3 separate regions of the Homo sapiens genome follow, and all the other regions are linked to region 1. The links are chromatin contacts, found by Hi-C in ENCODE. All regions are on one chromosome and are shown on one strand. Each heading gives the region's core, a stretch centred on a gene start or an enhancer-like site at or near the end of the contact. The rest is flanking DNA. Distances are from core to core; before and after follow the strand shown.

Region 1 (2,705 bases), core at 140-2,639:
CTCCCAAGGTGCTGGGATTACAGGCGTGAGCCACCGCCCCCAGCCGGTTTGTGACTCTTGTGATTGAAATAGCATTAATAAAAGCCTGACCTTATGGAAAGACACAAACATGCATAAACCCAGTTATCTCTAACTTTGCAGCGGTCATGACACCATTGTCTTTCATGACTGACTTTTTTTTTTTTTAACCCAGGATCTTACTCTATCCCCCAGGCTGGAGTGCAGTGGTATGATCATATCTCACTGCAGCCTCGAACTCCTTGGCTCAAGTGATCCTCCCACCACAGCCTCCCAAGAAACCAGGACTACAGGCCTGCGCCACCACACCCAGAGACCTTGACATTTTTAAGCAGTACAGGCAACTGGGCACAATGGCTCATGCCTATGATTCCAGCATTTTGGGAAGCCTAGGAGGGAGGATTGCTTGAGCCCAGGAGTTCAAGACCAGCCTGGGCAACATGGTGAGACCCTGTCTCTGCAATAAAAGCATTTAAAAAGTTGCCGGGTGTGGTAGCACACATCTGTGGTCTCAGCAACTCAAGAGGCTGAGGCAGAAGGATAGCTTGAGCCTGGGAGGTTGAGGCTGCAGTGAGCCACAATCACTCCACTGCACTCCAGCCTGGCTGACAGAAAGAGACCCTATCTCTTAAATAAATAGTTCACTCCAATTATTTCTGTAGAATGCCTCCTAATTTGGATGTGTCTGAGGTTTCCTCATATTAGATTACACAGCCATTTCTCATGTAAGTAAATATATATGTAATGACATTCAAGACCTCGAGATATTTTGGTAATAGAAAGGGGGATCATATTTGTCATGGTCGCAGCAGGAAACAGATGGCCCACTCAAAGGATTTAACTGAAACTGTTCTAATGAAGAGACTCTTCACAGGTGTGGACAGAGTCAAAGAAGCAGCAAGAGATTGAGGAAACCCACACAGGATGGTAATACAACAGGGATCAGCACCAGCAGGAAGTTTTACCAGCCTTAAACTGAGAGAATAGTTACAGCTGGAGCTAAGGAAGAGGGGCCACCAGGCAGCAGCTGAAGCCACAGAGGAACATGAGTTGGGACAGGGTCAGGGTTATAAATACCCCAATTTCCTTATTACTCTCCAACCTTACACCAGTGCCTCCCATGAGTCAAAACAAACCAGAAGCAAGAGGAGAAGGAAGCCAAGATAATATAATCCACAGAAGTCAGCTCTCCAGGGCACATTACAGGACAGAAAGGATGGAGAACAGAACCTGAGCAGAGGGACAAATAGAGAACAACCAGCATGACAGCACATTCTAGTGACTGAGGATATGAAACAAGATGTCAACTTGGATTCATCTCATGGTACAGAATTTCCGCTAATGGGCAGGGCTGAAGACAGAGTCACTAAACACTCCATGTTTTTATGTGCACAAAGCAGCCAACACTGAGGCCACCCACCTCCCACAGCCCTTACAAGAGGAAACAAAAATGCAGAAGCAGTCCTACCACCCACCACCACATGACCCTCTTTTAGTCTATGTAAAAAGAGAACTAAGAGGGGAGGAGATCACCAGCCTTAGAATAGCAATTCACAGCAAGAGTCTATTCCCTCTGGTTCCCATGGAGGATTGGGAAAGGATTGCTTCCCTTTCCCCAAAACAAGGTAGGCAATCTCCACTGATGCTCCAAGAGAATCACTTGTAAAGATTTGGGGTGACCGCAAGAATAAAAGACTGGCATTGTATCCCTATATGATGTCTGCTTATCCAGATGACCTGATGATCTGCTCCATGCTACCTACATAGCAAAGAGCAGAGAGAGACGACAAGCAGGAATAGGGGAGGTGCCAGGTGGAAAGAAAGTCAGAATTGCCTCGAGTTCTTGATTTCTGAGAGACATGGAAGATGGGATCCCGCATGTCTGCCAGCTCTGGAGGTGGGTAGTTTCAGCAAGCGGTTGAGACTGAAAGAACCCTTCTTAGAACTACCATAGCTGGGTGTGGCAGAGGAAAAAGATGTGCCCCATCAAAGAATGAGACTGGATATCATCCTTGGCTGGAAGAGATGTCTAAATATGACAAAGGGATACCTATGCCCACCACCGCTGATGGAAACAAGCCTCTCTTAGATGGGGCATATTGATACTTTCACCATCCTCATTGAGCTCACAAAGGCTGGAATAGCAGATACAGTCACCAAGAAAAAGCTGTAAGCAAGCTCCCTTCCCCCACTCCCACATGGACCCAAGTAGCTAGAGCCACACATAGCTCTGCCCTCACTGAGGCTGGGGGGAGACCCTCTCCAAATTGCACTTACGACTGAAGTTTCAAAATAAATACAATGTGAAATACCAAAAATAATACCACTTTAATAGTAACTGAAAGTAACAGGAAAGCTATAGAAAAGGGCTAAGTTTCATTAAGGAACCTACTCACCACCCAACAAAAAAGGGAAACTTAAAATATCACATATGGGAGAAAGTCATTTTTAAGAAATGAAATCATTTCATATTTATGTTCCAATGAATTGTTCTCAATAATTTTCTTCATATTTTAAAAGTTAAATATATGCAAGTAAAAAGAATTGGAAGGCCACATATCAACTGTTAACAGTAATTTCATATACAAAGGGAAGAGATTATGGAAAGTAGCAAGGATTGAAGGTAAAGTTTTCCATCTTATTCTGTCTTCTTTGGCATTTGAAACTTATAAGCATGAATTGTGCAT
Region 2 (2,705 bases), core at 86-2,585, 690 kb after region 1:
TGCCCACCAGTGCCACCACTTACAGTGTTCAGGTGTCTGTCACACAGCACAATGTTGTCCTGCCAAGGAGTCAATTGAGTCAATATCCACCTTTAGTTCTGCTCACTCAACTATCTGTCCTAGGTGTGGGTTTTCTTCTGCCCAGAGGAAGGCAGGTCAAAGGTGCCATCTGCTCCCCAAGAAGTGGGGGCATAGGTCTGCATCAGCCTGGAGGGGGTGCCTGTTTCCAACTCACAAGGGTCCCACATAGGCTAGCTATGGCATCTTGCATCCATCCCTTCTTCTTTTGAAGCTGAAACACAATTTTCTTTCGTGGAGTCAGGCCCTACCCAATCTCAGTCCTGTGGTTTGATGGAGCAGACCCCACTCTCATCTTCAGGAATGGACCACTGACCCAAGCCTGTAGCCATTTTAAGGATGGGCACCTGACTTAGTGAGAATAACTACAGAATTATTGCTGGAACTGTTGATACCAAGCCAATCCTTTTCTTGGAGTTGCTAATCTCGGGAGAGGTGGAGGGAGCAGAAAAGAAGATAGCATTGCAAGAAGCCTCGGAATCAGTTGAGTCTGACCAGATTCGTCTTCTTATGGTTAGTTATACGAACCAATTCTCTGTTTTACTCAGGCTGGGTTAGGTTGACTCTCCCTGGCAACCAAGAGAATTCTCACCAATACAATGAGAAAGCGGAAGTTTCACCTTAAATGAAAGCTCCTCTAGCATCCTCTAGCAGATTTGTCAAGAGATCGTTCCAAATCTGAACCCATCCTAAAAAGGCATCCCTGTCCCCCCGGGCTTGTTGGAAAGACAGGATTGTGAAGGGCCTGTCCCACAGGCATGTAAATTACGTTGAGGTTTATTTGCCTACACTTGCAATATCTATTCTTTCACTTCTGGTGGTTCTAGAAGATGCTGGAGCACTTATCCCTCAGGTCACTAACAACACTGTCAAGAAAAGACCCACATTTTAAATTCCATTTAGTCCATTTCTGCAGAGCTGGGTAACCAAATGAGACAGCCATGGAAAATATATGACTTCCATTATTATGACGTGGAAAACAGAGCTGTCTAATTGCTTTTGTCCACTGGTGTATAAAGATTGAGACCAGATGTGTTTAAAAAAAAAAAAAGGAAAAGAAAGAAAGAAAAAAAAGGGCTTGAGTTGGCCGTTGCTTTGAACAAAGCAGTCTGATTTCCTCTCTTTCTCTCTCTCTCTCTCTCTGGGAAAGACGACATGAAAGTGTTTTAACTGCTTGTAATTTTTCATAGCCTCGTTGATTTTGCTTTTCACAGAAGATGAAATTGTGAAATTGGCCTTGAAAACTTTATTTTCGCTTTCCTCAATTCAAAGGGACAATTGTGGAAGGAAAGAACTGAGCTGCTTGCCAGACCCAGCGCACTCCTTTTTCTCTGGACAGCTGCTGCTTTGCAGAGGGTCGTGGGAGGAGGTGAGTCCTAACGCAGATCAGACCCTCCTTCCCTCAGCCAGCCGCTGGGGAGTAGAGTCTTCGCATGTAAATCCACAGGAATGGATGAGATGATGATCGGCTTTAAATAGAACCACCCAGGGCCCAGCTTCTGTGTTTCATTTTCCAGAAGAGCCCCTAAATCTGCTTCAACATTTTTTTAACCTCTCCAGTTATTTTTAGCACACGCAGCCAACAGAGCTCAGCAGGCCCGTGGAGGCGCTAACATGTCCCCCAGTTCATCTCCTTCTGCAAAGGTGCATTTGAAGCATGAAAAATAAAAAATAAAAAATACGTGCGGACCCAAAGAGGTGATGATTTAGAAGCCAGGTTACATGGCCCTGCTGCTCTGTATCAAGCGAGTGCTGCCCACTGGAAATACAATTCTTTTAAAGATTATATCATTATTTTCAAAATTAATTTTTGAGGCCGGGCGCGGTGGCTCACGCCTGTAATCCCAGCACTTTGGGGGACCGAGGCGGGCGGATCACGAGGTCAGGAGATGGAGACCATCCTGGCTAACACGGTGAAACCCCGTCTCTACTAAAAACACAAAAATTAGCCGGGCATGGTGGCAGGCGCCTGTAGTCCCAGCTACTGGGGAGGCTGAGGCAGGAGATTGGCATGAACCCGGGAGGCGGAGCTTGCAGTGAGCCGAGATCGCGCACTGCACTCCAGCCTGGGCGACAGAGCGAGACTCCATCAAAATAATAATAATAATAATAATAATTATTATTATTATTATTATTATTATTGTCTGAAGACTAATAAGAGTATGCATGGTAGATTGGGAAAAGAGGAGGCTCCCACAGCAGCAATTTCCTGAGGGTCGCAGTAACCATGGATCACGGTGTTGAGCCAAACCTGGGAAATGGGAAGGAACGGAAGCAGGATTCCTCCAGAAAACCTCATAGGGCTTCTGCAGCCCCGCTCCCAGTGGCCAGCAGAGTCACTTTCTCATTTACTGGAGAAGTTGGTAATTTACTGCTCCCTATGCAGGGGTTTCCCTCCCATTCCAGGGTCTGAAGCTATGTAGTTGCATCTCAGAATATTTACAGGGATCTCATAGTTCCACAGGGGTCTTTGCTATTCTCTGCTAGAGCCCCCCATAGTTCATCTCTAATTGGGGCAAAATAAATACTTTTAATTAATTTCCCTCACATTTTTATAGGCAACAAATCCTCAGTGATACCATAGAGAAGAAAAGATTGTGCAAAAGAATGTAAGATGCTAAATGCTT
Region 3 (2,705 bases), core at 85-2,584, 580 kb after region 1:
ACCCATCTGAAAAAGGTCTAATATCCAATCCAGAATCTACAAAGAACTTAAACAAATTTACAAGAAAAAATCAAACAACCCCATCAAAAAGTGGGTGAAGTATATGAAAAGACACTTCTCAAAAGAAGACATTTATGCAGCCAACAGACACATGAAAAAATGCTCATCGTCACTGGCCATCAGAGAAATGCAAATCAAAACCACAATGAGATACCATCTCACACCAGTTAGAATGGCGATCATTAAAAAGTCAGGAAACAACAGATGCTGGAGAGGATGTGAAGAAATAGGAATGCTTTTACACTGTTGGTGGGACTGTAAACTAGTTCAACCATTGTGGAAGTCAGTGTGGCGATTCCTCAAGGATCTAGAACTAGAAATACCATTTGACCCAGCAATCCCATTACTGGGCATATACCCAGAGGATTATAAATCCTGCTGCTATAAAGACACATGCACACGTATGTTTATTGCGGCACTATTCACAATAGCAAAGACTTGGAACCAACCCAAATGTCCATCAGGGATGGACTGGATTAAGAAAATGTGGCACATATACACCATGGAATATTATGCAGCCATAAAAAATGATGAGTTCATGTCCTTTGTAGGGACATGGATGAAGCTGGAAACCATCATTCTGAGCAAACTATTGCAAGGACAGAAAACCAAACACCGCATGTTCTCACTCATAGGTGGGAATTGAACAATGAGAACACTTGGACACGGGGTGGGGAACATCACACACTGGGGCCTGTAGTGGGGTGGGGAGAGGGAGGAGGGATAGCACTAGGAGATACACCTAATGTAAATGGTGAGTTAACGGGTGCAGCACACCAACATGGCACATGTATACATATGTAACAAACCCGCACGTTGTGCACATGTAACCTAGAACTTAAAGTATAATTTTAAAAAATCTAATAATTAAAATTAAAATTAAAATTTGCAACTTGTCCAGAGATTAGGAATTAAAACCCAAACTTAAGTATCTTAAAATTTCTATCTAATACAATGGAACCAATCTTTAAGATACTCTCATTTATTAAATTTCTCCATCTGTGTTTGTATGATACTGCTTGTGTGTCTAGAATTTTTACTTCTGCCCAAAGAAATTTTGCTTATTGTTGCTAAGTTTTTAGAACACCGTCCCTTGATGGGGAAAAATAAATCTATAGGGATTTAACTAGAAGTCCTACTTCAGAGATTACTTTTCAAGATGTGTAGAAAGAAGAGGGCCAAGGAAAACCTCACTGACCTTTTCCCCCAGCAATGAAAATGTTCAAGTTTCTTAAAATAAAAAGCAAGCACCTGAGTGTTATTTATAATTTCAAACGTTCAGTTTCAGTTTCTAATCCACCAAGTCCTCCACCTCCAAAGCTCACAGTGACTTTCCTAAGCAGCTTCATTTCACACGGTTCCCTGTTGTCTGCTTTCTTTTATGGGTCTGTAAACTCTAGAAGATTCAGTTATGCAAAGGAGGTTACAAATGCTGTCTTTAAAGGAGGGGAGAAGCAGAAAGGTAAGTGGAAAAAGCCAAATGAGCCACCAGGGCTGCTTCCTGAGAAAGCTGACCTCCCTCTTGTCTTCATTGGAGGGTAAGTCCTCAGTTGACACTGTCAATAGGTCTTTGGAAACTGCAACTTTAAGCGGAACGACATAGGACAGATCAATTTTACTGAAGGCTAACTGATACAAACAAGAGTTAAGTTCCCTTGGCACGTTTCTGATCACAAAAACATTAAACTTCTAAATAAAGATCAAAACACTTCTAATTTTAAACCTTAAACTAAATGTGAGCTAAGGTACATTTAAGAAAGAATAGGCCCAGCATGGTGGCTCATGTCTGTAATCTTAGCACTTTGGGAGGCCGAAGCATGATGATCGCTGGAGGCCAGGAGTTCAAGACCAGCCTGGGCAACATAGGAAGACCTCATGTCTACAAAAATAAAAAATAGCCACGTGGCAACATGTGCCTGGACTACGTGAGTTATATCTTATGACTTTCAAGTAATTCTTTGAGAGCAAGGCATGAAGGAATTGGAATCAAGAGGAATTGGCAGAATTGGGGGAAGGGTTTGAAAAGGAATTTGGGACAGGACTAAGGCTACCTTTATTAAATGTCTGTTATCTTGTTCATTGTGGAATTTTTTAAATATCAATTTTGATTGGATTACGATGCTATATTTTTTAATTACTGAGTTTTGTTTGTTTGTTTGTTTTTGTTTTTGGCAAGCCCTTAAATTTTGTTTGCATTTAATACAAGGCCTGGAAACCAGAGAAGATGACCAATTTCAAAACCAGAGAAGCAACCCTAATATGAAGTTCCAAATGGTGTGGCAGGAAGGTAGCAAGACACCTGGGGCAGATAACAACGGTTTGAGCACCTGCTCTGTGGCAAGCTGCCTGAAGGGACTTGACACACACTTGCAGACAGTTCTCAGAAAAGTTCAATAAATTGCCCAAGGCCAAAGAGCTAGTAAGTTGTGAGCTTGGATTTGAAGCTGATTTTTCTCTTCATTGCAAAGCCCTGGGCAACAGTCTTTTTGCCATGAATCGGGAATAAACAGGAGAGAGCATGGAGATGGCAACAGACTCAATTTATGAATGAAATTCTATTTTATTACTTTTAAATACAGATAAGGCCAGGCATGATGGCTTACACTTGTAATCCTAGAACTTTGGGAGGCTGAGGCAAGAGAATT

What was found. Hi-C counts contacts between places; a loop is a spot of excess contacts on that map. Pooled maps may share reads with other maps.
Region 2: a map with no recorded cell type shows a loop between it and region 1 (3-fold over the local background). The contact joins two enhancer-like sites. A Hi-C loop is called at or near these places in 4 of 37 single-sample maps with no recorded cell type and 4 of 50 pooled maps.
Region 3: a loop to region 1 is called in a pooled map, with 4 times the contacts of the local background. The contact joins two enhancer-like sites. A Hi-C loop is called at or near these places in 3 of 37 single-sample maps with no recorded cell type and 3 of 50 pooled maps.

Annotation. Positions count from the first base shown.
Region 1 is chr3:23,070,527-23,073,231 of GRCh38, forward strand. No RefSeq gene overlaps it. Among named protein-coding and RNA genes, the nearest start is that of UBE2E2-DT, 130 kb to the right of the region's middle. RefSeq lists enhancers at 755-804, 815-884. Within about 2 kb of position 1,390, at least 2 of the 41 ENCODE cell types and tissues checked have a DNase peak (open chromatin) inside an H3K27ac peak, as active enhancers do.
Region 2 is chr3:23,761,801-23,764,505 of GRCh38, forward strand. No RefSeq gene overlaps it. Among named protein-coding and RNA genes, the nearest start is that of UBE2E1, 43 kb to the right of the region's middle. RefSeq lists a silencer at 1,466-1,515. Within about 2 kb of position 1,336, at least 11 of the 41 ENCODE cell types and tissues checked have a DNase peak (open chromatin) inside an H3K27ac peak, as active enhancers do.
Region 3 is chr3:23,652,402-23,655,106 of GRCh38, forward strand. It overlaps LOC105376993 (a long non-coding RNA gene), which reads left to right. Exons shown (of 3, transcript XR_940651.3): 3 at 2,267-2,583. Among named protein-coding and RNA genes, the nearest start is that of UBE2E1, 150 kb to the right of the region's middle. RefSeq lists a silencer at 2,344-2,527. Within about 2 kb of position 1,335, at least 3 of the 41 ENCODE cell types and tissues checked have a DNase peak (open chromatin) inside an H3K27ac peak, as active enhancers do.